2 separate regions of the Homo sapiens genome follow, and region 1 is linked to region 2. A link is a loop called in an ENCODE intact Hi-C map of the cell type or tissue named here. Cell type or tissue: mammary epithelial cell. All regions are shown on one strand. Links, peaks and the distances in the headings refer to the core of each region. The heading gives the core; the rest is flanking DNA.

The links. Hi-C counts contacts between places; a loop is a spot of excess contacts. Peaks named below come from ENCODE experiments on the same cell type or tissue, not always from the same donor. Only the 100,000 strongest peaks of a DNase experiment are listed, where the experiment ranks them.
Region 1: it touches region 2 in a loop (2.2-fold over the local background); 6 of 110 quality-filtered maps call a loop at or near these places.

Annotation. Positions count from the first base shown.
Region 1 is chr15:52,490,316-52,506,370 of GRCh38, reverse strand. All of the region lies in intron 1 of MYO5A (myosin VA), which reads left to right. It also overlaps the pseudogene EEF1B2P1. Among named protein-coding and RNA genes, the nearest start is that of MYO5A, 31 kb to the left of the region's middle. In mammary epithelial cell, for the core only: no CTCF peak of the experiment used is centred there; a DNase peak (open chromatin) is centred at 9,420; H3K27ac peaks cover 1,456 bases.
Region 2 is chr15:52,431,331-52,447,385 of GRCh38, reverse strand. MYO5A (myosin VA) reads left to right here. Exons shown (of 42, transcript NM_001382347.1): 2 at 14,101-14,211. Among named protein-coding and RNA genes, the nearest start is that of MYO5A, 90 kb to the left of the region's middle. In mammary epithelial cell, for the core only: no CTCF peak of the experiment used is centred there; a DNase peak (open chromatin) is centred at 6,765.

The sequences.
Region 1 (16,055 bases), core at 4,641-12,640, 58 kb before region 2:
TTTATTATTATTATTTTTTTGAGACAGAGTCTCGCTCTGTCACCCAGGCTGGAGTGCAGCGGCGCAGTCTTGGCTTACTGCAAGCTCAGCCTCCCGGGTTCACGTCATTCTCCTGCCTCAGCCTCCCAAGTAGGTGGGACTACAGGTGCCTGCCACCATGCCCGGCTAATTTTTTGTATTTTTAGTAGAGACGGGGTTTCACTGCGTTAGCCAAGATGGTCTCGATCTCCTGACCTCGTGATCTGCCTGCCTCGGCCTCCTAAAGTGCTGGGATTACAGGCATGAGCCACAGCGCCCGGCCTAATTTTCATATTTTTTTAGTAGAGAGAGGGTTTTGCCATATTGGCCAGGCTGGTCTCGAACTCCTGACCTCAAGATATCTGCCCTCCTCAGCCTCCCAAAGTGATGGGATTACAGGTATGAGCCACTGCGCCCAGCCAAGAGTCTGAAAAATTTTTTTTTTAATCTTTCAAGCTTTTATTTAAATGCCATGATCCAGGATGGATTTTAGATCTTGTTGAAAGCAGCCACATCCATGGGCTGCACATAGTCCTCAAACGCAGTGATCTGCTCCTCCAGCATATCTGTTCCAACTTTATCATCCTCAACTACACACTGTATTTGAAGTTTCTTAATTCTGTATCCCACTGGAACTAGTTTAGATGAGTCCCAGACTAAGACGTCTGCTTGAATGCTTCTGACGCCCTCTAATTTCGCCATATCTGTCTCATCATCCCAAGATTTCACATCTAATAAGATGGAAGACTTGGAAACAAGTGCAGGTTTTTTGGCTTTCTTTGATTCATATTGTGCAAGACGTTCTTCCCTTAGCCTCTTTGCTTCTTCACTTTCTTCCTCATCATCAGATCCAGAGAGATCAATGTCATCATCATCTTTACTATCTGTAGCTCCACTTCCTGTAGTGTCTTCCACATCTGCAGGACCATACTTGCCCAAAGCTTTCTTCACTCCTGGCAGGCTGGCCTTTTCCTTTTCGTAAGACTTGATGTGATTATACCAACATAGAGCATGACACAAGTCGGCAGGCAGTGGGCGGGGCACTGCTTCAAATACTGCCACATCTGCTTGTGATGGCACATACCCCTTGATGTAGCTCTTGTCTGTCAGGTAATCATTGAGCACCTGGAGGCCGGCGGGGCTTTTCAGGTCTCCAAAACCCATGGCTTTGGCTGTATCTGAGAGTTCTCCATGTACGAATTGAGGGCCCTGAATTAAGTGGCCCACAGATTGTCCTTGGACCTTTTGTTGCATTTGAAAATAAATTAATAAAATGGGCCTGTCTTAAATTCCTACCTCCACAGCTCCCGAAGATAATGGGAACTGCCGAGTCTGAGTTCTTAACGACATTATTGAGCTGCCAGAATAGCCCCGAGATAACCTTCTCTGGACTTCTTGTTAAGGATACAAACTCCTAAGAGTTTAACCTACCTGTCAGACTTTTCTTTTTTCTTTTTTTTTTTTGAGATGGAGTCTCGCTGTGTCGCCCGGGCTGGAGTGCAGTGGTGCGATCTCAGCTCCCTGCAACCTCTGCCTGCTGGGTCCAAGCAATTCTCTGCCTCAACCTCCTGAGTAGCTGGGATTACAGGTGCCCGCCACCATGCCCGGCTAATTTTTGTATTTTTAGTAGAGACAGGGTTTCACCATCTGGTCTTGAACTCCTGACCTCGCGATCCACCCGCCTTGGTCTCCCAAAATGCTGGGATTACCGACGTGAGCCACCTCGCCCAGCGTTCTGTCAGACTTTTCTGTTCCTTGTAGCTGAAAGCATTCCTAATGTAAGATGTGGCAGCTTCAATGTGAATAAAGTTAATATAAAATTGGAGAATTTGTCTATATGGTGTTATTTAGGCACAGAAATACAGGTAATATGGGAATATGACAGCATTCGGGGGTGAAAGATCAATTCTAGTCATGCTTTGGACATTGCAAAACATGGGTATTAATGCCAAAGAATCCAGTCCTAGTCATAATTTCTAGGTTTTCTGGCTACCTCCTCAGTCCTTTCCCACTGTACTTACGGCATTTTAAAGTGTTATCTTCCCCAGGCTTAGAAACCTGAACATGACAGAGGCAAGGATTGAAGTTTCAATAATATGGGAGAAGCTAGCTGGGTATGAGTAAGAGTGAGTGGGTGGAGGACATCAATTAAAGGATGAGTGTGTAGAAACATATCAGTTTTCTAACCATGGTTGTTTCTAGGATATCCCAAGTTTATGGTATCTGCAAATTCTTGAATTTCAGTGGGGGAAAGAAGAGAACAAGATATTTAAAAAGGCAAAAAAAAAAAAAAAAAAAGAAGGAGAAACAGCAGCAACAGCCTTTGAAGGTCTAGAAAATTTTCATGCAAGCGTTAAAAGCTCCTTCAACTTAGGGTTTCACTTCCGCCTGGTTTCTGAACACTTATGTGAAGTTGATGGTAAAGCAATGTCGATCATGTGCTAACCCATTCCTGTTAAGTTTTAGATTAATGGTAAAATGTTTGGTAAATTTGTTCATTTGGTATGGAAAGTTAAAGTAGAGGTAGATAATACCTCTTAGAAGTGAGAAAATACATAGGACCCTTGTGGAAAAAAAGTAGTTAGGAAATTAAGAAAATTTGACCATATCAGGAGACGAACATAATAAGTTTCCACTTACTTAATTTTTTTGATTCAGTTTTTATTTCATTCAGTTTTGTTGTTTCTAAAATTTATTTTTGTAAATTTATTATTATTTTTCCTAGACATGGTCTTGCTCTGTCACCCAGGCTGGTGTGCAATGGCACAATCTTAGCTCACTGCATCATCCTCCCAGGTTCAAGTGATCCTCCCACTTCAGCCTCCTGAGTAGCTGGAACTACAGATATGCGCCACCATGCCTGGCAAATTTCTTTATTTTTTTTTTTAGAGACAGCATCTCACTATATTGCCCAGGCTGAACTCCTTGTCCTGAACTCCTTGACTCAAGAGATCCTCCCACCTTGGCCTCCCAAAGTGCTGGCATTTACAGGTGTGAGCCACCATGCCCAGCCTAAATTTATTTTTTATTGATACATAATAGATGTACATATTTTGCGGGTAATGTTATAATTTAATACATTGATATAATTTATAAAGATCTAATCAGTGTAATTGGGATAGCCATCACCTTCCCTATTTGTTTTTTCTTTATGCTAGAAACATTCAAATTAGTCTGTTAGCTATTTTGAAATATACAGTAGATTATTGTAACCTGTAGTTATCCCACTGATCTGTTGAACACTAGATCTTATTTCTTCTATCAAACTGTATATTAATATTTGTGCCCATTAATCAACCTCTCTTTATCTCCCCGTCCCTGCTACCTTGCCTGGCCTCTGGTATCCACCAGTCTACTCTCTTGTCTTCATGAGACCTACTTTTTTAGCTCTCACATATGAATGAGAACATGTGATATTTGTCTTTCTGTGCCTGGCTTATTTCACTTAACATAATGACCTCTGGTTCTATCCATGTTGCTCCAAATGACAGGATTTCAACTTGTACTTAAATTTGTATCGTTTGCTGAGACTTACAAGGCAATCTCTGTTTCCTTAATCATAAAGGAAGACACTAATTCTTTGTGTAACTGAAGAAATCAACCAAAATGTTATTTACTAATGGCACAATGAGAGAATTGATTACTTTAAATGGAGGCTGACACTTGCAAACCCCTGTATGTGTTCATCTGCCTTTTACATTTGTCAACTAGGTTGGTATCCTCTCTGTTCTCTTACTAAAAGTTTTGGAAATGGCTGGCCTTACTGATCAGACACTTCTATAGATGTGGTATGGTCAGAGGTTATATTATTTCTGGTTTGGAGTGAGAAAGAGAGTTTGTAAATGCACTATAGGTAAATATGGCAAGTCTGCAATTACAGCACTATTAAATATTTAGATCTTATGTACAAATGATACAGAATAATTACGAGCTTTATTTTATATTTTGTCTCTACTCTCTGTTGTTCAGTGTTAGACCCTGAAGTACTTCTGATCTAATTAGAATCCATTTTGTCAGGTTTTGTGAATTTCAAAAATTTATGTATGTATGTATGTATGTATATATGTATTGGGATGGAGTCTCACTCTGTTGCATAGGCTGGAGTGCAGTGGCGCGATCTTGGCTCACTGTAACCTCTGACTCCCAGGTTCAAGCAATTCTCCTGCTTCAGCCTCCTGAGTAGTTGGGATTACAGGTGTGTGCCGCCATGCCCGGATAATTTTTATATTTTTAGTAGAGACGAGGTTTCACTGGCCTGGCTGGTCTGGAACTCCTGACCTCAGGTGATCTGCCCGCTTTGGCCTCCCAAACAAAAATTTAATATTAGTTTATATATATAAATACTATCTTGACCACTATTTAAAAAAGATAATTAACAGCATCTCATATTAATATGGATAAATGTCTAGGATATATTGTTAAATAGAGAAAAGTAAAATACAGTGTGTGTGTGTGTGTGTGTGTGTGTGTGTGTGTAGTATATGTATGTGTGTGTGTGTCTGTGTGTATGCCTATGTTATGGAAGTTTATACTAGACTGTTTAGACTGCTTAAAATATTTTTTTCTGTGGGCAAGAGGGTTTTGGGAGATTTTCATTTTCTATTAATACTTTATTCAATTATGTAATATCTGAATTGTTATAATCAACATACATTCTTTTATAATCAGAAAAAAACAAATATTTTCTTTTTTCAAGTAGTGTAAACAAATATATTCCTTTTTCAATTTTATCTTATTTTTATTTTTATTATTTAGAGCCAGGGATTTGTTCTGTCATCCAGGCTGGAGTACAGTGGCACAATCATACCTCACTGCAGCCTTGAACTCCTGGGCTAAAGCAATTCTCCCACCTCAGTCTCCCAAGCAGCTGGAACTACAGACACACCACCACGCCCAGCTAATTTTTGTATTTTTTTGTAGAAACGGGGCCTCACAATGTTGCCTAGGCTGGTCTTGAGCCCTGGGGCTCAAGCGATCCTCCCTCCTTGGCCTTCCAAAATGGTGGGATAACAGGCATGAGACACCACACCTGGCCAAAGGTATTTCAAAGAGACATTTTTGAGTAAAAAAAAAACGTTTTCTGGCTGGGCGCGGTGGCTCACGCCTGTAATCCCAGCACTTTGGGAGGCCGAGGCGGGTGGATCATGAGGTCAGGAGATGGAGACCATCCTGGCTAACAAGGTAAATCCCCATCTCTACTAAAAATACAAAAAAAATTAGCCGGGCCTGGTGGGAGGCGCCTGTAGTCCCAGCTACTCGGGAGGCTGAGGCAGGAGAATGGCGTGAACCCGGGAGGCGGAGCTTGCAGCGAGCCAAGATCTTGCCACTGCACTCCAGCCTGGGCGACAGAGCAAGACTCCGTCTCAAAAAAAAAAAGTTTTCTGATTTTGTGTATACACACAATACAAACAATATTTAAATATATTTTATAATATATTTAAAGCATTGTTTGATGCTTTTAGAATTGAGATGCCTCACTCCTGATCCATTTTTTGGTGTTGGGATTAGCCTCTTGGATTAGGCATGAACTAAGAAGAACGTTTTTTGAGAGAAGGGAGAGAAAAGGAGAAAGCTACCTGAATGAACTGATTTGGAGGGTACTAAGAAAGGCTACAAATAAAAGAAAATCCATAAAGAATTTCTACAACTCAACGACAAACAACCAAAGAACCCTATTAAACTCCCTGTTGAAAAATGGGCAAAGAGGCCAGGCATGGTGGCTCACACCTGTAATCCCAGCACTTTGGGAGGCCGAGGCGGGCGGATCACCTGAGGTCAGGAGTTTGAGACCAGCCTAGCTAACATGGTGAAACCCCGTTTCTACTAAAAATACAAAAAATTAGCTGGGCCTGGTGGCGCACGCCTGTAATCCCAGCTACTCAGGAGGCTGAGGCAGGAGAATCACTTGAACCCTAGGGGCAGAGGTTGCAGTGAGCTGAGATCGTGCTATTGCACTCCAGCTCGGGTAAAAAGAGCGAAACTCCATCTCAAAAAAAAAAAAAAAAAAAATGGGCAAAGGATTTGAATAGACATTTCTCCAAGAATATATACAAATGGCTAATAAGCACATGAAAAGATGCTGAACATCATTAATCATTAGGGAAATGCAAATCTAGCCTACAATGAAATATCATTTCATGCCTATTATCACACAAAACAAAAACAAAAAAATACAAATGTTGAAGAGGATGTGGAGAAATTGGAACTCTTGTGCACGGGTGGTGATAATGTAAAATGCAGCCACTATGGAAAACAGTATGTCAGTTCCTCAAATTTTTATTTATTTTATTTTTTATTTTTAAGAGGCAGTATTCCTCTGTCACCTACGCTGAAGTGCAGAGGGGTGATTGTAGCTCACTGTAACCCTCAAAATCCTCTGATCACCCAAGCGATCCCCCTGCCTTGTTCTCCCAAAGCACTGGGGTTACAGGTGTGACCTACTGTGCCCGGCCCCCTAAAAAAATTAAACTGATAATTACCATATGATCCAGCAATCTCACTTCTGGGAATATACCCAAAAGAATTCAAAGCAAGGTCTCAAAGAGATACTTGTACATCTGTGTTCACAGTAGCATTATTCACAATGGCCAAAGGATGGAAGCAACCCAGTGTCCATTGGTGGATGAATGGATAAACAAAATGTCGTGTATTTATACAATGGAACATTATTCAGCCTCAAAAAGGAAGGAAATTCTGAAAGATGCCTCAACATGAATAACCTTGATGACATTATGCCATGTGAAATAAGCCAGTCACAAAAGACACATACTGTGTGATTCTACTTACATGAAGTACCTAAAGTAGTACAATCGGTAGAGACAAAGTAGCATAGTTGCTCCTAGTGGCTGAGGGAGGGGGAAAATGGGGCGTTCATTTAATGGATATGGAGTTTCGGTTTTGGAAGATGAAAAAGTTCTGTGGACAGACGGTGGTGATGGTTACACAACAAAGCAAATGTATTTAATACCACCACTGAAGTGTATACTTAAAAATGATAAAGGTTGTAAATATGTGTATTTTACCACAATTAAAAATAATAATAAAAAAAGAAAATCCATTAATGCTTCAGAATCTTCTAACCTTTTCTTGGCCATCCTCTTTGCAAGTTGTTATTTTAAAAGCTTAAATATCTTTAATGTCTTATGGTAAACAAGTATCAGTCCTTCCTTCACTGAGAATGAGATAGGTAGCTAGAACTGGGGATGGAGGAGAAGCTGCTTCAGGAGTAAAAGGGCAAAGAAAAAAGGAGATACTTTGGGCCACTAAAAGCAATTTCAGTCACATCACAATTTTGCCTTGCCTTGGCTCTGCCCCACAAAGCCTAGAATCTAGTAGTAGCTCTAGTTTTTAAAAATCTTAAATGATATCTTACATTTGATATGCTTTATGGAATTCCTGACTACATTCCTGAGCCAGCAAGACATTTGTAGAAATTCATCAAGTCTTTACCACTGCTATTCCATTAGGGGTTAATATGGGTGAGTATTCACATAATAATCTTGGTATGGGGTTGGTACTTCTAAACATCAAATGAAGGCAAACCATAAAGGAAAAAATTGACAAGAATATACAGTTTCAAGCTCTCTACAACAACAACATGTTCAAAAGGACATTAATAGGCCATCTGACAGAACAGGAAAATATTTTTAATTCTTTGGTTCAGGGCTCAATATCAATATATAAAAAGTAATAATATCTGTGAGAAAGACTAACACCTTAATAGAAGAATAGAAAACACTAAGGCAATTCACAAAAGAAACTTAGCCTGTAAACATTGAGGAAGTGTTCAACTCAGTAATGTAAGAAATGCACATTAAAATGAAGAGGTTTTTTTTTAACCAAACAAATTAATAAATATTTTTTAAAATCACACTTATTTCTTAGGGAAATGAACACTATCACAAACTGCTAGTGGGAGTAAAATTCGTTCAGTCTTTCTATAGGGCAGTTTAACACAATATATGTATCAGAAGCCTTAGAATTTTTTACACCCTTTGAGCTAACAGTCATAATTTTAAGATTTATTTTCAGGAAATAAGCATGAATGAATATTGGAAGGATGATTATGTCAGTGCTGTGGAATAGTGTATCCAAGTGGAGATAACGTAGATGTCCAGCAATAGGGAATTGTTTACATAGATTATATCTGTACAAACTAGTGTTTTATAATTTTATTAGTCTTCTTAAATAATTAATTTTTGGTTTTGTTGATTTTTCTTTATTGTACAATTATTTTCTAGTTTGCTGATTATGAGTTTTTGTTGTTTTCTTTTTTCTACTTTCTTTGAGTTTAATTTGCTATTCTTTTTGTAGCTTCTTGGAATGAATGCTCAGACATTGCTTTTCAGCCTTTCTTTGCTTCTAATATATGATTTAAGGATGTAAATTTCCCTCGAAGCAACACTTTGGCTATATTCCTCAGGTTTTGATATGTTGAATTTTTATTATTTTTCATTTATTTATTAATTTCCCTTGATAGTTTTTCTGTGAATCATTTCATAAAGAAATTGCTTTATTTCCAAAAATTTGGCAGTTTTTAAGTTATCCTTCTGCCCTCAATTTCTTCTTCTGCTTCTTTTTTTTTTTTTTTTTTTTTGAGACAGAGTCTCACTCTGTTGCCCAGGCTGGAGTGCAGTGGCGTGATCTTGGCTCACTGCAACCTCCACCTCCCGGGTTCAAGCGATTCTCTTGCCTCAGCCTCCCGAGTAGCTGGGACTACAGGTGCACACTGCCACGCCCGGCTAATTTTTTGTATTTCAGTAGAGACAGTGTTTCATCATGTTGCCCAGGCTGGTCACGAACTCCTGAGCTCAGGCAATCCGCCCGCCTCAGCCTTCCAAAGCACTAGGATTACAGATGTGAGCCACCGCACCCAGCCAATTTCTTCTTTTAAATATTTAAATTTTATTTATTTATTTATTTATTTATCTATTTATTTATTTAAGCTATTTCAGGACATCTGCTCTCAACTTCTAGCATAATTTCACTGTGAACAATGAATATCTGCGTATATTTTTTGAAATTTGTTGAGACTTGCCATCCTGACTCCTCATTCCATCTGCTGCCAGCTGCTTTTAACATTTTTTTCTCGGGCTGGGTGCAGTGGCCCACACCTGTAATCCCAACACTTTGGGAGGCTGATGTGGGTGGATCCCTTGATCTCAGGAGTTTGAGACCAGCCTAGGCCACATGGCAAAACCTCATCTCTACTAAAAATACAAAAATTAGCCGGGCATGGTGGTGCATGCCTGTAGTCCCAGCTACTCAGAAGGCTGAGGTGGGAGAATCGCTTGAGCCTGAGAGGTGGAAGTTGCAGTGAGTCGTGATTGTGTCACTGCAGTGCAGCCTGGGTGACAGAGCAAGATGACTCTGTCTGAAAAAAAAAGCTGTTTCAACTAAGATCACACCCTCTTGCAGGGCAGCCTATATCGGTGACTGACTGGTTGTTGCACAGGTTTAGTAAAGGCCCATCCCCATTGTGCCAACTCAGGACTACCCTGAAGGAAGGGCATTCCAGTTTCACAGCACCTCATGGGGTTGACTGAGGGAGGCATTGCATTCTTCTCAAAGTGTATATTGAATAGAACTTAAACTTTTCTCAGTGTTGAGTCATCAATAGTCCAATAGTACAATGAAGCCCTCATAGTCTACTAAGGTGTTATGGGATATTTGCCCATATACCTCAAGTCAAAATATTTGGAGGGCCTGCGTCCTTCATGATAATGTCATAAACCCTTACTTTTTGTTATATTTTCAAAGCTCCTCTAGATCCCTGTATTTTCACAGCTTTTCTTCCTTAATGAATACTCTTCGGAGGGTCTTCCTAGATTTTAAGAACCTTCTTTAATCCCCAGCCATTTTATAACTCGACTTCCTCTTTCACCTCAGCCACAAGGGACTGGACCAGGAGTGGCAACCTAGTCATTCCGTGTCCATTTCCTGGGACGTTTCCAGGGGAGGAAGCTTACTTTCTGTAGTTACACCTGTAAACTTGAAGCTCAGGAGCTATGCAGTGGGCATCTTTTACCAGTCATGTGGCCTAGAAAGCACAGGGGGCAGATATACACAAATGAGCAGAGATGAGAAACCAAGAGGGATGATGAGCCATCTAAGCCCTGCTTCCAGTCCTGTCTGAAGCACTGTTCCTGTTCTTGGACTTCATGAAGGGACCTATATCCTTATAATCTTCTTTGCCTGCCTTAGCTTAACTCAGGCCAGTTTATGCTACTTAGGACAACATTAATTTTCTTTTTTTTTTTCATTTCTCTTTTTTTTAAAAATTATACTTTAAGTTCTAGGGTACATGTGCACAATGTGCAGGTTTGTTACACATGTGCCATGTTGGTTTGCTGCACCCATTAACTCATCATTTACATTAGGTTTTTCTCCTAATGCTATCCCTCCCCCTGCCTCCCACCCCACGCCAGGCCCTGGGGTGTGATGTTCCCCACCCTGAGGACAACATGAATTTTCTAACTTAAACTCAGATGAACTTGGAAACTGTATAACAGATAAAATTATAAAATAAGACTAGAGGTAGAGTTTTTGAATGAAAACAAGGGATTCTCTCTCAAGAAAAGCTTTAATGCATGCAAGGACTTTATGCCTTCTCTTTTGACCACTCAGAGTCCATTTTTGCTTCTTAAACTTCTATTTATCTATCTATTTACTTATTTTAATTGACAAGTAAATACTGTATATATTTGTGGCTTACAATATGATGTTTTGGTATATGTATACACTATGGAATACCTAAATCAAGCTGTTTAACATATGCATTACCTCACTTTCTTTTGTGATGAGAACACAAAATCTACTGTCAACAATATTCAGATATACAATATATTGTTATTAACCATTGATTATCATGAAGTACAATAGATCTCTGGAACTTACTCTTCCTGTCTAACTGAAATTTTGTGTTTTTTGACCAGTAGTTCCTCAATGTTCCTGGCCCTCAGCCTCTGGTAATCTCCATTTCACTCTCTGCTTCTATGACTTTGACTTTTTTTTACAATCCACATATAAGTGAAATCATGCAGTATTTATATCTCTGTGACTAGCTTATTTCACTTAACATAATGTCCTCCAGGTTCATTCATTGTCCCAAATGACAAGACTTCCTTCTAAGGCTGATTAGTAGTATTCTATTGTGTATATGTATAGTACATTTTCATTATCCATTCATTTGTTACTGGACACTTAGGTTTGCTTTGGATAGTTGAATTTTGGCCATTTTAAAGTCAATTTAATTTTTTTAGTATTTTAGGCTTAAATATATTTTGATATATGTCAAAAAATATGGATATATATATATCATATATCTCAAGAATGAATGCTAGCTAACATTGAAACTTGTAGATAGTAGAAGGAAAATTAATTTGCCAATAGGACATTGTTGAGAATTATGTTATTGCCAACCTTTAACATTTATTGTAAAGTCTATGCAATAGCTGTTCTTGCTTATGTATTGAAGTGCTCAGGTAGATAAATTCAGCGGAATCCTTAACACTTGCCCGTAGCTTGGCACCTAGCACCTAGGATAATAGATAACAAGAAAGGCCAGGCACAGTGGCTCATGCCTGTATTCCCAGCACTTTGGGAGGCCAAAGTGGGTGGATCACCTGAGGTCAGGAGTTCGAGACTAGGCTGGCCAACTTGGCAAAAACCTATCTCTACTAAAAATACAAAAATTATCCGGACGTGGTGGTGTGTGCCTGAAGTCCCAGCTACTCGGGAGGCTGAGTCAGGAGAATCTCTTAAAGCCAGGAGGGGGAGAATGCAGTGAGCCGAGATGGTGCCACTGCACTCCTGACCGGGCGATAGAGCAAAACTCCATTAAAAACAAAAAACAAAAAACAAGAAATAACATTAGATCTTTTATTTAATCATAATGTTATTTTGAAGGACCTCTGTGACTAAATACTATAGTATATTTGTAACCCAATACTAAATGATTTCCATTGGCAAGAAAGATCTGTGGGTGTTAGCACAGAACCAAGAAGACCCTTGGTCCCTTGTACATCTGTGGGCTTTGTTCTGGTCCCCAGCCAGAAATTTCATCTTATATTTTTGTTCATATTGGATAGCAGATTATGGGTGGATTAGTGAAAAGCCATCCTTAGTAATAGGGAATGTTTTGATGATGAGTCATTAATGCTTTTTGTTTGGAGATCAAAGATGACACCATTCAGTGATAAACATGTATTTCCTTCATATGATATAGGGAACATGTTTGACTCTGTATTGCTGATTTGCTCTGGTCCTCCCTGCCTCATTCTTTTCTGTCTATTACAGGTCGACATCTCAGATTGTGGGGTGTTGGAGCGAGGGGCCAGGCAGTGAAGCTTGCTGTGCTCGTAGTTTGCTCTTGGGCTTTTAGTTGTTTTTTTCTACTCTTGTATGATACAAGCTAAAATATGGTTTCGTAATATTTTTGTTTCAGATAATTTATTATTGAATACAGATTATAGTTTCAGATAAAGAATATACTTTTCCTATATTTCCCTCACTTCCTTCAATTCTTGTCTATGGAGGCTGTGTAACAGTAACTCAGAATGCACGGTATTTCTAGTGTGTGGACCTTGTTGTCAAGGTTTTAGACACACTGAGCCTAATGTCTTCTAGAGTATAATATTATTGTATAAGCAAGTATCAGTGCTAAAGAATACATTTTTTTTCTTTTTTTTTTGAGACTGAGTCTCGCTCTATCGCCCAGACTGGAGTGCAATGGCATGATCTTGGCTCACTGCAACCTCTGCCTCCCGGCTTCAAGCGATTCTCTTGCCTCAGCCTCCCGAGTAGCTGGGATTAGAGGGGCCCGCCACCGTGCCCAGCTGATTTTTGTATTTTTAGTAGAACGGAGTTTCACGGTGTTGGCCAGGCTAGTCTCAAACTCCTGACCTCAAGTGATCTGCCTGCCTCGACCTCTCAAAGTGCTGAGATTACAGGTGTGAGCCACCATGCCCAGCTCCAGTAATAAATTTTTGAAATGGAAGAAACATTCTCCATTCTTTGTTAATGTGCTATGGGAAAGAGTGGCTACATATTTATTTTATAGCTCTGGAATTAATGATTCAAAGTATTATACATCTCATTTGCAATGCTCCATAGATTATTTAAGATCATTTGCTAGCCACTTAATCTGTGGCTATAATTAAATTACTCTCAAACTTCCGGCTCTGAGATTTAGTTTTTCTTGGACAAAAGGCTACCTTTTCTATCTCTATCTTCCAAAACATGTTCACTAACTCTTGAGAGTCCCAATCAAAAGCCTTTTTCACATATGGCCTGCACCTCAGGCCTTTCTTCCCTCAGGCCTTGGTGATAGACTAAGGGTTCTATAAATTCTGATTCTCATCCCCACCAGCCTATAGGCTCTGTTGACTCATAGCCTAAGCACTATCTCTGAGTTTTCTCCTATGTTTAAAAACTACCAAAACTTTTTATTATGGGAAAATCTCACATATATACTAAAGTAGAAAGAACAGTACAATAAATTCCCATGTGCCCGGGCCCCAACTTCAACAGTATCAACTCCTGGCCAATCTTATGTCAGCTATATCCTCACTCATTTTGCCTTTCCATGTTATTTTGAAGCAAGTCCCAGACATACTGTTAATTCATCCCAGATATTCCACTGTGTATCTGTGCAGAAAAGAGCATAGCAGGCCTGATTGCTGTCCTTTGGAAGGCCTGTTTACAAGGTTGGCCCTTGGCGAGCATCTGGGAACTTGGATTTTGGGAGGGTTCTCAACCACCCTAACTAGTAGTAGTGTACTGTACCTAAGCTTTGTGTGCAAACTACATGGTTTGTGGTGAATACTTGCTTTCCTTCTGGGAGTCTGGAATCTTAGTAAGTGCTATACAGAGTTTGCCTATGTAACCTGTCCTCAGTAAAAACTGAGCAATGTGTCCCTAATGAGCCTCTCTGGTAGACAGCATTATTGTAACTAGCCGCTGGGGGAATTAAGCCCATCCTGTGTGACTTCACTGGGAGAGGGCTCTTCGAAACCTGTATTTGGTTTCCTCTAAACATTATGTCATGCACCTTTTACTTTTGCTGATTTTGCTCCGTGTCTTTTTGCTGTAATAAATCTTGGCCACGAGTACAGTTATATGCTGAGTCTTGTGAACCCTCCTACCAAATCACCAAACCTGGGTGTGGTCTGGGGATCCCTGACAGATTATCTCTAACATAAGCACTTAAAAAAATCTATATATCTATGTATGACCACAAAACCATTGTGACACCTAAAAATGTTTATAATTCCTTAATATTATCAAATATCAAGCCAGTGTTTGCATTTCCTATTGTCTCATAAATGTCATATTCTTTTTGTCTACTTTGTTCTAATCAAGGTTCAGGTATTGCAACTGGTTGACACTTATTGTAAGTCTCAAGCTATAGGTTCGTACTCTATCTCTTTTTCTTTTCTTTTTTCCTTGAAATTTATTTTGTTGAAAAAACTGGATCATTTTTCCTGCATAGTTTCCCGCAGTCCAGTTTTTGCTAATTATGTTGCCATGGTGTAGTTCAATGTGTTGCTTTGTAAATTAGTAGTTGGATCTAGATGCTTCGTGTATGAGTTTTTGAAAGCCCAATGCCTTCATATATCCTGAGGATATGCCTTAATTTCCGTTTGATTAATGTTTGCCAAGAACATTGATGTACTTGGATAAAAGGGGATTAAACAGTAAATATCTTTGTTTTTGTTAGCATGAGACAGATCTTCTGACACTTGGAGCCTGACTCATGTTACTTTAGAGAATCCAATAAAAAATACATGGCTTAGTGTTCATTACTTGCTTTTCAGGAGGTAACCCTGGCGGGGATCTCTGAGCAAAAGCTGGCTTTAATTATCTAGAGTTGGTACAGTGTCATTGTGACTAGATATTATGATGTAGGTGGAAATGTGGGGTTTTCTTATTTTTTAAAGACTCTATAAAAACAAAATATTAATAGAAAACATCAGAACCCTACTAAAAATTGTAGACCCCCACATGCATTAATTTTCTATGCAATGAAATCCTTCAGTACCTTAGTAATGAAGTTCTAATTAATGAGTTACTTAAGTCCCTCTTAATTCAACTTGGTAGGAATAATCCAACAGCCAAGGCCCAATGTAGTTATCATCGTAGGTCATCTTTGGAGATGTGCCTTTTTTGAAACAGCTGGATGGTTGGGCGTTTAATAAATATTTAGAATGTAAATGTATACTTAAATTTAAAAAAATTAAATTGTAAAATACACATAACGTAAGTTAACCATCTTAACCATGTGTAAGTGTACAGGTCAGTAATGTTAAGTACATTCATATTGTTGTACAACCAGGCCAGGCATGGTGCTCACACCTATAATCCCAGCACTTTGAGAGGCTGGGGCAGGAGGATCCCTTGAGCGCAGGAGTTCAAGACCAGCTTAGGTAACATAGTGAGACCCCGTCTATACAAAAAATAAAAAAATTAGCTGGATGTGGTGGCTGCACCTCTAGTTATAGCTACTTGGGAGGCTGAGGTGGGAGGATTGCTTGAGCCCAGGAGTTTGAGGTTGCAGTGAGCTGTGATCATCACACCACTGCACTCCAGCCTCGGCAACAGAATGAGACCCTGTCTCAAACAACAACAACAACAACAACATATTGTTGTACAACCAATCTCTAAAACTCTTCATCTTGCAAAACTATATCCCTGTACCCATTAAACAATAACTCCCTATTCCCCACTCCCTCTAGTCCCTGGCAACCATTATTCTACTTTCTCTCCCTATGAATCTGACTACTCTAGGTACCCTATATAAGTGGAATCATATAGTATTTGTCTTTTCATGACTGGCTTATTTCATATGGCGTAATGTCCTCAAGGTTCATCCATGTCGTGACATCTTTCAGAATTTCCTCAAGGTTCATCCATGTCGTGACATCTTTCAGAATTTCCTTCTCTTTTGAGGCCAAATAATATTCTTTTGAGTAAATACACCACATTTTTGTTTAATCTATTCATCCATTGATGGACATGGGTTGCTTCCATCCTTTGGC
Region 2 (16,055 bases), core at 3,538-11,537:
ACCATGGCTGGGGAGGCCTCAGGAAGCTTCCACTCATGGTGGAAGGCAAAAGGGGAGTGGGCACATCACATGGCAAGGATTGGGGAGAGAGAAAGCAAGAGAGAGAGCGAGAGTGTGAGTGAGTGATAACGATCTTGCGAGAACTCACTATCACGAAGACAGCACCAAGCCATGAGGGAGCCGCCCCCATGATCCAAACACCTTCCACCAGGCCCTACCTCCAGCATTAGGGATTATAATTTAAGATAAGATTGGGTGAGGACCAATATCCAAACCATATCATTCCTCCACTGACCCCTTCCAAATCTCATGTCCTTCTCACATTGCAAAATACAATCACACCTTCCCGACAGTCCCCCAAAGCCTTGACTCATTCTACTATTAACTCAGAAGTCCAAATCCAAAGTCTTATCTGAGACTTTTCTCCTTCCACCTCTGAGCCCATAAAATCAAAACAAGTTGACTACTGCCAAGATACCGTGGGGTATGGACATTTCTCCCATTCCAAAAGGGAGAAATTGGCCAAAAGAAAGGGGCTACAGACAAGTTTGAAACCTAGCAGGGCAATCATTAAATCTTAAAGATCCAAGATAATCCTGTTTGACTACACGTCCCATCCAGGGCACACTGATAGAAAGAGTGGGTTCCCAAGGCCTTGGGCAGCTCTTTGTCTGTGGCTTTGTAGGGTTCAGCCCCTAGGGCTGTTCTTATGGGTTGGAGTTGAATGCCTGTGGCTTTTCTAGGCTGAAGGTGCAAGGTGCCAGTGGATTTACGATTCTGGGATCTGGAGGATGGTGGCCCCCTTCTCACAGCTCCACTAGGCAATGCCCCCTTGCAACTCTGTATAGGGCCTCCAACCCCACATTTTCCTTTGGCACTGCCCTAGTAGAGGTTCTCTATGAGGGCTTTGCCCCTGCAGGAGGCTTTTGCCTCGGCACCCAGGCTTTCTCATACATCCTCTGAAATCTAAGTGGAGGCTGCCAAACGTTCTTCACTTTTTATTCTGTACACCTACAGGCTTAACACCACATGGAATCTGCTAAGCTTTATGGCTTGCATTCTTCAAAGTGGCAGCTTGAGCTGTACCCCGGCTTTTTTGACCCTTGGCTGGAGCTGGAGCTGGAGCAGCCAGCACGCAGGAAGCAGAGCTCTGAGGCTGTGCAGGGTAGTGGGGCCCTAGGCCTGGCCCTCTACACCATAATGTCCTCCTAGGCCTCTGGGCCTGTGGTGGGAGGGGCTGCTGGGAAGGTCTCCGAAATGCCTTCCAGGCCTTTTCCCCATTGACTTGGCTGTTAGCACTTGTCTCTCTTTTAGTTATGCAAATTTCTCTAGCAAATGGTTGCTGCTCCACAGCCTGCTTGGATTTCTCTCTTGCAAAAGCTATCTCTGCCACATGGCCAGCCTGCAAATTTTCCAAACTTTTATGCTCTGCTTCCTGCTTAAATATATATTCCAACTTTAAGTCGCTTCTTTGCTCCTGTACCTGAGTGTAGGCTGTTCGAAGCAGTCGGGCCACATCTTGAATGCTTTTCTGCCTTGAAATTTCTTCTGCCAGATACCTTAAATCATCACTCTGAAGTTCAGTTCCACAGATCCCCTAGGGCGGGGGCCACATTGTAGCCAAGTTCTTTGGTGAGGCGTAACACACGTGACCTTTGCTCCAGTTCCACTAAGTTCCACATTTCCGTCTGAGACCTTCTCAGCCTGGCCTTCACTGTCTGGATCACTATCAGCATTTTGGTCACAACCATTTAACCAGTCTCTAAGAATTCCAAACTTTCTTTCTTCTTCCTGTCTTCTTCTGAGCCTTCCATATGCTTCCAACCTCTGCTGTTACCTAGTTCCAAAGTTGCTTCTACATTTTCAGTTATCTGTATGTGAGGCAATCCCTCACTCCTAGTACCAATTTTTTGTGTTAGTTCATTCTTGCATTGCTATAAAGAAAGACCTGAGACTGGGTAAGTTATAAGAAAAGGGGTTTAATTGGCTTACGGTTCTGCAGGCTGTACATGAAGCATGGCGGCATCTGCTTCTAGGGAGGCCTCAGGGAGCTTTCACGGTGGAAAGCAAGGCAGGAGCAGACACATCACATGGCAAAAAGCAGGAGCAAGAGACAGAGAAGGTGGGCGGAGGTTGCAACACATTTTAAAATGCCCAGATCTCACGAGAACTCACTATCACAAAGGCAGTAGCAAGCCATGAGGGATCTGCCCACATGATTCAAATACCTCCCACCAGGCCTCACCTCCAGCATTGGGGATTACATTTCAACATGGGATTTGGGCAGGGACAAATATCCAAACTGTGTCATTTCCCAAGTTAGCAAAAGACCTAGAAGTGTCGATTCCCAAAGCTGGGGAGCAACACAAAGGGAGCTGCCTGTTATAAGTGGGAGGGAAATACATACCGGCACCTGTCTATTATTTCCCAGGTACTGTTTTGGCACCTTATCCATATTGTCTCATATAATGTATGTGTTGTTTGATGTTTAATGCCATGATTCCTTAAATCTTACCATGTTAAGACATTTTAGTTAAAATTTAAAAAATTACCCATGACTTCTTTCATCACTACATCATTTATCAGGGTGATAGATAGTCTATGTGGGAGGAAGACCCCTATATAAAGAGGCCTGTACATATTTAATATGACTTCCATTTAATACTTTTTTCTACATTGAGAACAAGTGTTGAAAATGATAGGAAAGTGTGAGTTGTTTTGCTTAGTTGAGCAACTTTGGTCCCAATCAGGAGAAAGTGATTCAATGAGATTGTGTTTTTCTTATTCTTCCTTATACAACCTAATCATTTTGAAATCAGAGATCTTTCTCGGTTTGAATTCTGCTTCTGCCATTTATTAGCTGAGTGACTTTGGGGCAAGTTATCTAACTTCTCTCAAGTGTTTTGTTGAATAAGGAACTTCTTTAATAATAATTATAAAGCATATTATGAGGTTAAGTAAAGTTAGGACTTTTCTTTATCCTGATCAAAGTCCTGTGATGAATACAACCTATATAGTTCGCTTCCCTGTTGGTGATTCTGTTTTACCTTTGATTATTTTAATTATTTAGAATTTTGTGGTTTAAAATACCACCAGCTAATTATAGATGGAAATACTAATTTTTCTTGATATGCATATTAACACTGTTCTTAAGAAGTGAGATCTAGTTCTGAAAATAATCTTTACACGAATGTTAAATAACTACAGTGTCTAAAAATACTCATTCCAAAGCTCTGTCATCTCACATAAAATTTTAGAAAAATAAGAATATTTAATTTTTGCTACTTAATGGTGACAAAGCATATCCATCAATTTGCAAGTTCTTGTTTTCTTCCTAAATTTAAAATGATAATTTCAGTGTCTGGAGGGAGCTGACTTGAACTTGATTTTCCTTTTTTTTTTGGAGACAGAGTCTTCCTCTGTTGCCCAGGCTGGAGTGTAGTGGCACAATCTCGGCTCACTGCAACCTCCGCCTCTCAGGTTCAAGCAATTCTTGTGCCTCAGCCTCCCAAGTAGCTGGGACTGTGCAGGTGCGTGTCACCACTCCCAGTTAATTTTTTGTATTTTAGTAGAGACAGGGTTTCACCATGTTGCCCAAGCTGGTCTTGAACTCCTGAGCTCAGACAATCCACCCGCCTCGGCCTCCCAAAGTGTGATTTACTTTTTTTTTTTTTTTTTGAGATGGAGTCTTGCCCTGTCGCCCAGGCTAAAGTGCAGTGGCCCAGTCTCAGCTCACTGCAACCTCTGCTTCCCTGGTTCAAACAGTTCTGCCTCAGCCTCCCGAGTAGCTAGGATTACAGGCACCCACCACCATGCCCAGCTAATTTTTGTGTTTTTAGTAGAGACGGGGTTTCTCCATGTTGGCCAGGCTGGTCTCGAACTCCTAACCTCGTGATCTACCCGCCTCAGCCTCCCAAAGTGAAGCGTGATTTACTTTTAAACCAGGTACATTTCACAGTATATGCAAGGTAACTTGCAGAGTCAGCAAAAAAATAAAAATTTTAAGTCAACCCTATGATTTTGTTCATTTATAGAAGTTCATGAACCTGAGCTCATTCATTAAAATTTTAGTCTTCAGCATCCTCAGATTGTTTTTTTGCTGTTATTGACTAACCTCATTTTTGGTAGAGCCTTCATTCTCTTGTCAGAGCTCATTGGAACACTGCAGGATGGATGGCAAGCTGATTGGCATGGCTTTGACATGTTGTCTTAGATGAGACATTCTTAAGTTTCACCAGATGACATGGGCCAGTTTAATAGCTGTTTTCATTATGATACCAAGAACAATTTGGGGGTGGAGGAGGGGAATTCCTTCATAATAAAATCTACTGTTTTGGCCAGGCACGGTGGCTCACGCCTGTAATCCCAGCACTTTGGGAGGCCAAGGCAGGCGGATCACAAGGTCAGGAGATCGAGACCGTCCTGGCTAACACGGTGAAACCCTTTCTTTACTAAAAATTAGCCAGGATTGGTGGCATGCACTTGTATTGTAGTCCCAGCTACTTGGGAGGCTGAGGGAAGAGAATCGCTCGAACCTGGGAGGTGGAGGTTGCAGTGAGCCGAGATCGTGCCACTGCACTCCAGCCTGGGCAACAGAGCAAGACTCTATCTCAAAAAAAAAAAAAAAGAAAAAAACTGTTTTAACAATGGGTGGGCATAGTGGAGTAGAAAGAATGTATGGCTCCTAGAGTAGACTTGGAACTTCATCTCTATCATGTTTAAGGTTTAAGCCTCAATAGCTGTTAAAATGGGTTAGTACTGGGGTTAGTTATTGTGATTATTTGAATGAAATTATACATGTAAAATACCTGGGCCTCTACTGGCACACAAAAGGTGCTCAATAAATGTTAGCTCTGGTTCCTTATAAGCCTTTGCTAAGTCCTGTCAAGCAGAGTTGGTTGTCATTCAGCTCCTCGGCAGCATTTCTGTGACGCTGCAGTGAGGTACAGGACACTTCTGCTCTTCACTTCTCGACTCTACCCAGAATGCACCATGTGTTCAGCACTCCACACCCCTTTTTTCTCTTACACCCATTTTACTGTGACCCCTTGCCCTGATCTAGACCCTCTGGCTTTCCTTTCTTCCCATCTGTCCCCCTCCTTGCTGCTCCAGGAGATGGCTGGTGGAGGTGGTGGCGCCAGCATTTCTTTTCCTTCTGAGGAAGGAATTTGTGGTAGGGTTTGGGTGGGGACTGAATCTCTGTTCTGGAGGTTTGGGGTAGCTTCCACTCTAAACACATGAACATGAAGGGAAGAGTTGTGGGTTTGTCGGGGGTGGGAGGAGAGAAAAGGATTTCTCATTACTTCTCTGCTCCCCACATGCCTAGCTCTTTTTCCTTCTGTCACACAAATATTTCTTACATAACTGTCTAATGCATCATGCATATTCTCTGTTTCTGGAAATTACAGAGCCTTTCAGAAGATTTTGGGAGTGTTTGGTAAGACCGATAATTCTTTTTGTCCACCCTCTTGGAAGCTAAGAACACTCATATAACAAAAGTTTTTTGAAAAATTATTATGGGCAGTCCCTGCTGAATAGACAAAGTTGAAAAAGATACAGCTCTCCTTGCAAGGAGCTCACAGTCTTTAAAGATAGGCACCCAAAGTCATCATTTAGTGGGATAAGGATTCTAGCAGAAGATCGTATAAGGTAATAGAGATGTTGAGAATGGAGAGCCAAATGAGGAGAAGAAGTCAGGAAAAGCCTGTTAGAGGAGGTGGCACTTGAACACAGAATTGAGGAATAAATAGGAGCTTGCTGCTGAAGAGGGAAGAGATTGTGTTTCAGATGGAGGAAACAGCTACAGCAAAGGCTTACAAGTGTGAAACAGCATGGCTTGTTCAGGGTATAGCAAACCCATAGTTTTCTGTGACTGGAGAATAGAAGTGGCAAGTGAAAATTGGTGGGGAGCAGGATGAAATGTTTAAGAATATATTCCATCAAGGGCCTTCAATAGCGTAAGTAGTGTTCTACTTATGAACCTAAGTGGTGGGCATATGGAAGTTCATTACGTCATTCTTTCATTCAACAAATTATTTATGTATACACACACATGCAGACACACACACACACATCCTCTTGTATGACATATTTCATAACAAATTTAAAAAATACAAAATACACCATTACTAAGGGGGGCAATTTTCTAGATTTCCTAGTTTCTTTAATAATTTTTGTTTCCTTTTTTCTGGGGAGCTCATCATGTGCTTTTAGAATAGTAGTTCCTGAATTTTTTATACCAAAAACATGCTCTAAAGACTATATGAATTACTTAGTAATCATGTGTAACATCCGCATTAATGTCAGATTTCAGAGGAGGGGGTACTGGTGACGTTTCAGGATTTCTTCCCTGCTTTAGTTCAAAGCCCAGAGGAGCACTTAGTTTTTGTAATATGCTTGATTGAATTGTGACATAAAGCACTCATTTTTGCAAACATTCACAATGGGCTATCGAAAGTGAGCCATGGCCGATTCTGAATTGCCAAGCTGCTCATGATTTAATACAGAAGCTAATAAAGATGTGCACATGTGCTATAAAGCAAATAATGTATATGGGAGTTAGGGGGAGAAGAGAGAAGATCATATGGGTCAAATTCTTTGGGTTTTGAGGGCTGGTCAGTTTACTCTGTTAATGCTGTTAGTTTTGTTCCCAAAAGTGTCTGGGGCATCAGAAGCAACTGCTTTTGGTGCCCACACCCTCAGTGTTCCTTGACAGACAAAACACAAGTTAGCAAAACTTCCAGTGAGTCATCTGCATCAATCAAGGGCCTCTTCAGTGTTGTCATCATGGTAAGATACCAAAAGAAAGATGACTGGTGGGCCAGGTGCGGTGACTCATGCCTTTAATCCTAGCACTTTGAGAGGCCGAGGTGGGCAGATCACCTGAGGTCAGGGGTTCAAGACCAGCCTGGCCAACATGGCGAAGCCCCGTCTCTACTAATAATATAAAAATTAGCCAGGTGTTGTGGTGCATGCCTGTAATCTCGGCTACTTGGGAGGCTGAGGCAGGAGAATCGCTTGAACCTGGGAGGCAAAGGTAGCAGTGAGCAGAGATTGTGCCACTGCACTCCAGCCTGGGCAACAGAGCGAGACTCCATCTCAGAAAAAAAAAAAGAAAAAGAAAAAAAAAAGATGGCTGGTGCCTCCTTAAACATGCAAGGCTGGGTGTAACCCCCAAGGAGGTGCAAGGGCAGTGCTGGGTGAGCCAACACTGCTTGGTGCCTCTCTCTGGCATGTTCCAGTGCCAGCATGTCCCTTGAACGTGCCTTTCTAGTGCTCTTCTTTTAGACTCTGTCAAAATTACCTCATTGCTGCCAGGCAGGCCTCATTAAATTGTATTGTGGAAGGACAGATGTCTTTTATTTTCCTTGCAAGCTATTATGCAGGTTAAATCTGTGCTAGCATTATTTTCTCAGATTTTAGCTATTATAAAATTTAGTCCGTCTTCATTTTATTCTCATCCTGATTTTTTGTCAAGTGGTTCATTTGAATTGTCACAAATCTTTGATGTGTGTTTACATTTTATGTAGTTTAGGTTTATTTTCTCATTTCTCCCTCCCTAGGTTTTTTCTTTAATCCCAATACCTCAAATCTCAGGCTCTTCTTTTTCCTTCTCCTACCAGTTTCTACATCATTATTTACTTTTTCTTTACCTACTACTTCATGAGTCTCTCTTCTTTAAGCCTCTGATTCATGCCCCATCTCAACCCTGCTTGGTGGCCTCAAACTCTGGTATGGCTTCATGGAAAATCCTGAGCTAAGCCTGTGGAATGTTGCCAATTTTTCTCACCTCTTTTCCTTGCCTTACCTTATCTCAGTCTTAAATAAAATCAACATATATGTGCTGCCCACAAACTATGGGCCAGGAACTTGGCTGACCTCAAAGGGGATTCAAAGATGGCTTTGAAAGAGTATATAGTCTGGTATGGAAGGTAGGTAGATTCATAAATAACTAAAATAAGGTTTCAGGTAGCATAAGTGAGATGTTTGAGAGACTCTCACAAGATAATGAGGGACTAGATCTAGAGTAGTGTGAGTGGAGAAGAGGAAACGGGGATCACTGAAAGAGAGCCTAACCCTTTGTTAGCTAATCATGACAGAATCCAGCTACATGACAGTGTTACCGGGTCGTCCTTGCTCCCAGAGCTCCCAAGATGGTGGCAGGCCACTTCCAAAATGGCGGCGGGCCACTTCCAAGATGGTGGCAAGCCTCATGTTCTCTGACCTGGGGTTCTTGGCCTCACGGATTCCAAGGAATGGAATCTTGGGCCATGCGGTGAGTGTTATAGCTCTATTAGAAGCCGTGGGTCACGGAAGAGAACTGTGGAACCCAGTGACTGACTAGTGTTCAGCTCGATTAGGACGAACCCGGGCACTTAGCCATGCAGGAACGATGGCAAGCCTGTAGCCCTATCGGGAGCAGCAGTGGGCGCCTAGCTGGATCAGGAGTACAGCAGACACCCTGCTGGATCCACCCTGTGGAAGTCAGCCACAGGTCTGTAACAGTGGCAAACAGCAGTGGTGGACGGCGAGCGAAAGCTCAGCTCGAGCCGTAACAAACACAGACCAAAAGAAAGTGCAGTTGCAAGATTTAATAGAGTGAAGACAGAGCTCCCATACAAAGGGAGGGGACCCAAAGAGGGTAGCCGTTGCCGGCTGGAATGCCTGGGTTTATATCCCGATCATTGTCCCTCCCGCTGTGCTCTTAGGCGATAGATGATTAGCTATTTCTTTACCTCCTGTTTTTGCCTAATTAGCATTTTAGTGAGCTCTCTGATGGCTCGGGTGTGAGCTAAGTTGCAAGCCCCATCTTTAAAGGTGGACGTGGTCACCTTCCCAGCTAGGCTTAGGGATTCTTAGTCTGCCTAGGAAATCCAGCTAGTCCTGTCTCTCAACAGGGGCTTTCCCTTGCCTTGCTGGGGCTGTGTCCAGTTTGATTCACTTTGGCCAGGGTTATTGTTTTCTAACTGCTTCTTTTTCACCAGGAGGGCCTTCTGCAGACTAAGTAGGCAGTGTCTATCCTTGTTTCTGATTCCTGCCCGACTCACACTGTGTCCCATTTCTAGGTTCCTCATGCGTTCCAGTGGCCTTGTCTTCTTGCCTGCCTTCCCCCAGTCTTCTCACCGGATGTGACTGGACAAGTTTAGTTCTATTCCTGCCATGTGTATTTGCTTTGCGGCCTGGGGGAGGCAGGGTTGGAAGTGATGAAAGCAGTAGGAAGTGGCATATCAGGTTGAGATTTCCCTGTTTCAGCATCTAAGGTATATATCCTCAAACTGACCCCCTTCTGGCATAGTTGTTTCTGCAGAGTCACTGATCTCATTGGTTAAGATGGAAAAGAACCACAGAAAGGCAATGGTAATAATAGAATGGTTTCTGACCTATTTCTCCTTGGATGCTTTCCTCAGAGGTAAAGCTAAGATAAAGAGGAAATTGGTTATCAGGGTGGTGTTCAGTGTTTAAATATCTTGCTTTTGGTGAATATGAGGGCCTTATCCTCCCACTGCTTATCTGTAAGTGTTGTTAACATCTAGCCCTTGGAAATCTGGTCTTTGGCAAAGTATCTACTTTTTGCAAAATACTTGTGGAAATCTGAGCTGGAGCTCCCTACTAACACAGAACATGAAGGCACTTTCTAGATTTAAAGTCTCCTCATGTTTAGGCACTGGTCAGTCATGCTTCTACAAACTCACTTGGACACATTTTCCTTTTTTGTGTTTTCATCAGTCAAGGTGATAGGTCATTTCATGATTCTGAATATCTCTCTCTCTTTTTTTTTTTTTTTTTTTTTTGAGATGGAGTCTTGCTCTGTTGCCCAGGCTGGAGTGCAGTGACTTGATCTTAGCTCACTGCAACCTCCACCTCCTGGGCTCAAGTAATCCTCCCACCTCAGCCTCCTGAGTAGCTGGGGTTACAGGCACGAACCACCATGCCTGGCTAATTTTTGTATTTTTAGTAGAGGCGGGGTTTCACCATGTTGGTCAGGCTGGTCTCTAACTCCTGAGCTCAAGTGATCCGCCTGCCTAAGCCTCCCAAAGAGCTGGGATTACAGGCATGAGCCACTGTGCCCAGCCCGACTCTTAATCTCTTTATATTTATATATCTTTTCTGGAACCAGTAGTGCCTTCCAGAGAAAGCTACAAAAGTGCTGTCTTTGTAAAGTAAGCTTCAGAGTGGGAGCAGTTAGTACATAGAAATATTTATTACATGAGTAAGGCTTTAGTGATATGTACAGATATTACTCAGTTTATGGACTGTGTCCCTGGGAAAAAAGTTGTAAAACAAATTTCAGTAACATGTTTGATATATGACATTAGAAATCACTTCCTATGGGAAAAACAGTAACAACCCCACCTTGTACTTATATATTGGTTTATACTTTTCATGAAGTTTCTATGTGCGTAAGCCTTTGCAATAAACTAGAAGACTATTGTTGTCATCCTCATTTTATTGTTGCCTGAAATAAAGGCCAAGGCCCATCTGGTGGCCCTGGGAGTAGAACCCATAGTCTAATTCCATACTCTTTCCTCTGCAAACTGTTTAGATTAAAAGTTTGTATGTGTTGGTAATAATAAGAGAAAATTAAAGCAATTGAGCGAGCTTTTAATCATGCTACTTATATTCAATTTAAAGAGATGCCTTTTATTCTGATCTTCTTTCGATAAGTTCTTACTAAGCACCAGCTCTGTGTCAGGTACTGTTCTAAGTACTGCCTGCTGTGTTGAACAACACAGACACAGAACTTATGTTCTAATGAAGGAAGAGAGATAGTAAATAAGTAAACAAACAAGAACATAACAGCAGGTGATTTCAGATAGTGAATAAGAGTGCTGAAGAATGTAAAATAGAGAATGGTAATAGTAGTTTGGATTGATTTCCGCTAGAAAGGTCTGGGAAGGCCTCTCTGAAGAGGTTTACATTTGAGCTATCATATAAGTGAGAAGGAGGCAGACATAAGCAGATCTGGGAGAAGTACATTATAGAGGGCTTAACAAGAGCCAGGGTCTAGAGACAGGAGCAAACAAAACTGTGTTCCTGAAGAACTAAAATAAGATCTGCATAGTGCCGGCTTAGAGGTTGGCAGGGGAAGGAAAGGACAGGTCATGAAGGCCCTTGTAGAACATGGTAAGGGATTTGTATGTTAACTATGATGGCCAGGCCAGGTGTGGTGGCTCACGCCGTAATCCCAGCACTTTGGGAGGCCAAGGTGGGAGGATCACTCTCTGAGGCTAGGAGTTTGAGACCAGCCTGGCCAACATGGCGAAACCCTGTCTCTACTAAAAATACAACAACAACAAAAAAGTAGCCAGGTGTGGTGGCAGGCACCTGTAATCCCAGCTACTTGGGAGGCTGAGGCAGGAGAATCGCTTGAACCCCAGAAGCGGAGGCTGCAATGAGCCGAGATCATGCCATTGCACTCCAACCTGGGCAACAAGAGGAAAACTCTGTGTCAGAAAAACAGAAAACAAAAAAACTGTGATGGCTATTTGTCCTACTGTTTTCTTGTTAAAATGTCCTTTATTTTGTAAAACGATGGTGATATTAGACAGTAAATTGGTATTTATGTTGCCTCTGCTGAGTGTGAGGGCTTTAGCCTCTACTTGTCTGTAAGTGCTGCCAATAATTAATGGTTTTATAATCTTACTTGTCAAGACTAAAAGTTAGTTAATAACCTTATATCAGTCCCCAAACTTTAAGTAAAAAATTTTACCAGCCATGAAATCTAGTAGTTTGGAAACTATGGCAATATACCACAGCAGCTTCCCAATAGGAAGGCTTGAAAATATTTGTCAGTAAAGAGGTTAACATAGGCTGGGCATGGTGGCTCATGCCTGTAATCCCAGCACCTTGAGAGGCCAAGGCGGGTGGATCATGAGGTCAGGAGATCGAGACCATCCTGGCTAACACGGTGAAACCCTGTCTCTACTAAAAATAGAAAAAAATTAGCTGGGTGTGGTGGCATGTGCCTATAGTCCCAGCTGCTCGGGAGGCCGAGGCAGGAGAATCACTTGAACCCAGGAGGCGGAGGTTGCAGTGAGCCGAGATCGTGCCACTGCACTCCAGCCTGGGTGACAGAGTGACAGAGTGAGACTCCGTCTCAAAAAAAAAAAAAAAAAAAAAGAGGTTAACGTAATATCCAGGACAGTGGCATGGCATGCTGAAATGTTTTTCTTAATTTAAATTATCTTGAATCTCAGATCTACCTGTACTTTCGTTCACCCACTTTCTTTTCGCTTTCTCCTATCTGTAAGTTCATCACTGGGTCATATAAATTTCTCTTGTACTTGGGAATGACCTTGTTACAAGCTTCCAGAACTTTGTGCCCAGTACTTAGAATAGTCATTACATTATCACAGTTCTTTGGGAAGTTGCCCCATATTTAACATACTCAAATCCAAATGCTCCTTCTCAAAGCTCCAAGTAAATTAGTACCCTGATTATTGTTAAAAATGAAATCTAGAGGTGAATTTACATGAAATGAGGATACAGATACAGGCCAGAGACCGGGTTCAGTCTGGCCCATGCCAGCCATGATTGATTGTGTCATGTCTTTCCCTTGCTGGCTGAATCTAGGATTCCTGTTTTCATATGTGATTTGTTCATGAAAATGGGCATTTAGGTTTAGTGTATGTGTGTTTTAAAGGGAAATTTCTTCCCAGAGAGTCCAAGCACATAAAAACACTTCTTCAATGTGGTATTCGAAAGATTTGTGCATGTTAGTATATTTTGTTCTTTTTCTTCAAAATTGACCACATAATCTTCTGGCTTATGTCCAGGGAGTATCTAGTTGAGGCAAAATATTTGCTGCTTTGGGAATCCCTGATGATTACCATGCCTTTTTCATGATGTTGAGGCTACAGGAGCTAAGCTTATTAGTGACTGGCTGTGCCATTTTTACCATTTCCCACTCATCTTTATAAAATAATGAAGGCAAAATGCTGAACAACCGTGTTTCTTCAGTTTTAAAAAATCTGTTATTTTTATTCTCCTCTTCTCCCTACTGTGATGGCTCCTGAAGGATGTCTGAGAAATCACTAAGGCTTTGCAGAGCACAGGATGCAAACCACCATAAAAAAATCCAAATTGTGGGCCGGGCACGGTGGCTCATGACTGTAATCCCAGCACTTTGGGAGGCTGAGGCAGGTGGGTCACGAGGTCAGGGGTTCGAGACCAGCCTGGCCAACATGGTGAAACCCCGTCTCTACTAAAAATACAAAAATTAGCTGGGCACAGTGGCACATGCCTGTAGTCCCAGCTACTCGTGAGGCTGAGGCAGGAGAATCACTTGAACCCGGGAGGCAGAGGTGGCAGTGAGCCGAAATCGTGCCACTGCACTCCAGCCTGGGCAACAGAGCGAGACTGTATCTCAAAAAAAAAAAAAAAAAAGAAAAAGAAAGAACAAAAAAATCCAAATTGTAAACCCAGCCATAAAAAGATGGCAGTGCTGTTGAAACTGGCAGAACCACAACACCATAGCTTCAAAAATAGATCTTATGTGTACATTTTAACCTAAAATTATACTTTCAGGTGGCATTTACTGTGTAAAGCAAAGTCAAGCTTTGATCATAACTGTTTTTTCAGAGCACACTTTTTATATAATTTGGGAATGGTGGTGCTATGAGAGCTAAAATATTTTTTGTTTACTAATTTAAAAAGTAAATTTCAGCTGGACGTGGTGGCTCACACCTGTAATCCCAGCACTTTGGGAGGCTGAGGCGGGTGGATCACCTGAGGTCAGGAGTTTGGAGACCAGCTTGGCCAATATGGCGAAACTCCATCTTTATTAAAAACAAAAAAATTAGCTGAGTGTGGTGGCAGGCGCCTGTAATTCCAGCTACTCAGGAGGCTGAGGCAGGAGAATTGCTTGAACCCAGGAGGCAGAGGTTGCTGTGAGCTGAGATCATGCCACTGTACTCCAGCCTGGGCAACAAGAGCTTAACTCTGTCTCAAAAAAAAAAAAAAAAAAAAAAAAGTGAATTTCATGTTGGCCAAGATTTCTTTTTTCATAAATTGTTTAATTATAAATAGTTATCATATGTTTATATATGATTGTAAAATAATTGATTTGCTAGTTTAAATTTTTTTCTTTTTGTCTTCTAGTTTGCCAGGGTTTGGATACCTGATCCAGAGGAAGTCTGGAAGTCAGCAGAGCTGCTCAAAGATTATAAGCCAGGAGATAAAGTCCTCCTGCTTCACCTCGAGGAAGGAAAGGTGAGATCTCACTTTCATTTGTTGTCATTGGCATAAAGTGAAGGGAGTTCAAAAGTGTAAATTTACTGTGAAGTAAACTCCCAATGGAAGTTAAATTTTGAACTTACCTAGAATTTTTACTTACTAAATTGGTAAAAATGGCAAACTCAGTTTTCTATCCTGATAGTGTTTTTAATGGCATAGATTAGTGAAAATAGCAGATACTTTAAAAAGCTTCTATTTTGGCCTGTGAATTTATTATGATTATCAGGTTTAGATTCACATCTAATCCTAAAACTCTTGCATTTAACTGGTGTGCTATGGGGAGTGCTTGTAGTGTTTTTAAAAAGAGGCATGGTGCCAGGTCTTAGAGGAGACTCATTGGTGGCAGCATGGAGAGCAAAACTGAGGGGAAGATACTAGTTGGGAGGAAGGCGGGGAAGAATTAGGCCAATTAGGAGGGCTTTTAATACCAAACTAGGGAATTAACTTATTTAACATTTATTGGTCATCTGCTTTGTTAGGCAAAATGTTCGGCACTTTGGAGTGAATTTTCTCACGTTAAATTTCACACCAACCCTATGGGTTGGCAGGTGATATAATCACTATTTTCCAAATAAGAAAGCCAAACTTCAAAGTCATTAAGTAGTTTTGCTCAAGGTCACACAGCCAGGAAGTGGCTTTTGGAATTTGAAGTGAGATTTGAACACAGATGACTCTAAGATGAGTGCTTATACTATTTGACTATATTGGATTTTTGCAGATTGCTGGCCATGACCAGTTGCTTAAGGTGATGTCTGCCATGTTATCCACTGTAAAGTTACTGTTTTCCCTTTGTAATTAATGAATGTCATTGTGTTGGGGCAGATGCTTTGAGGCCACTCATATATCCTGCTTCTCCTTAAACTTTTCCTGCTAATATTTGCCCAGTGTTCATTACTGTGTCTTGCCTGCAGCAAATATCGTTGTGTTCTAGTGGTGATTCTCCATTTCTTTCCTTCCTTCTATACTTATTAACTAGAATTCTTCTATAGGGAAGGAAGTATTGTTTCTCCTCTCCCATTTATTTATTACTTTAATCATTTATTTATTATGGGCTCATGGGTATTTCTTTTATTCTTCATTACTATCATTATTTATTTTATCAATTAAATTGTTCCAGCTTTGGTCATTGAGATCTCTCTTAGATTGGGTCCTTTGACTTTTTTGACAGGTCCCTATCCTTTTTTATTTTTTTTTGAGGCAGGGTCTCACTTTGTCACCCAGGCTAGAGTGCAGTGGCTTGATCATGCCTCCCAGGCTCAGCCTCCCTCCCTAGTGGCTGGAACCACAGGCATGAGCCACCATGCCTGGCTAATTTTTAAATTTTTTTAGTAGAGATGGAGTCTCAATATGTTGCCCAGGCTAGTCTCGAACTCCTGAGCTCAAGCAGTCCTCCCACCTCGGTCTCCTGAAGTGCTGGGATTATAGGCATGAGCCACTGTGCCTGGCTTATTTTTTTTTTTTTTTTTAGATATAGCACTTCTCCTGGTACCCTAAGATACTTACCCTGTATTTCCCCTTTCCCAGCCCTGTTACCTTATATTGGAGGATAGTATTTGACAGCCAAGATCTGAGCACTAGGTGTGCTCATTGCTATTGAGATGACACCACTTCTCAGCCCTCTTAGCATAGAGAGCTAGAAAAATATATACATGGATGGATAGATAGATACTAATATGTATGCATACTATACTAATGTATACTCAACCATCTATACTTACTTTATGTCTATGTTTACATATGTATGTATGTGTTTGTATGTATGTATTTTATATATATAATGTGTTTTTAGAGATGGTTGTCTTGCTATGTTGCCCAGGCTA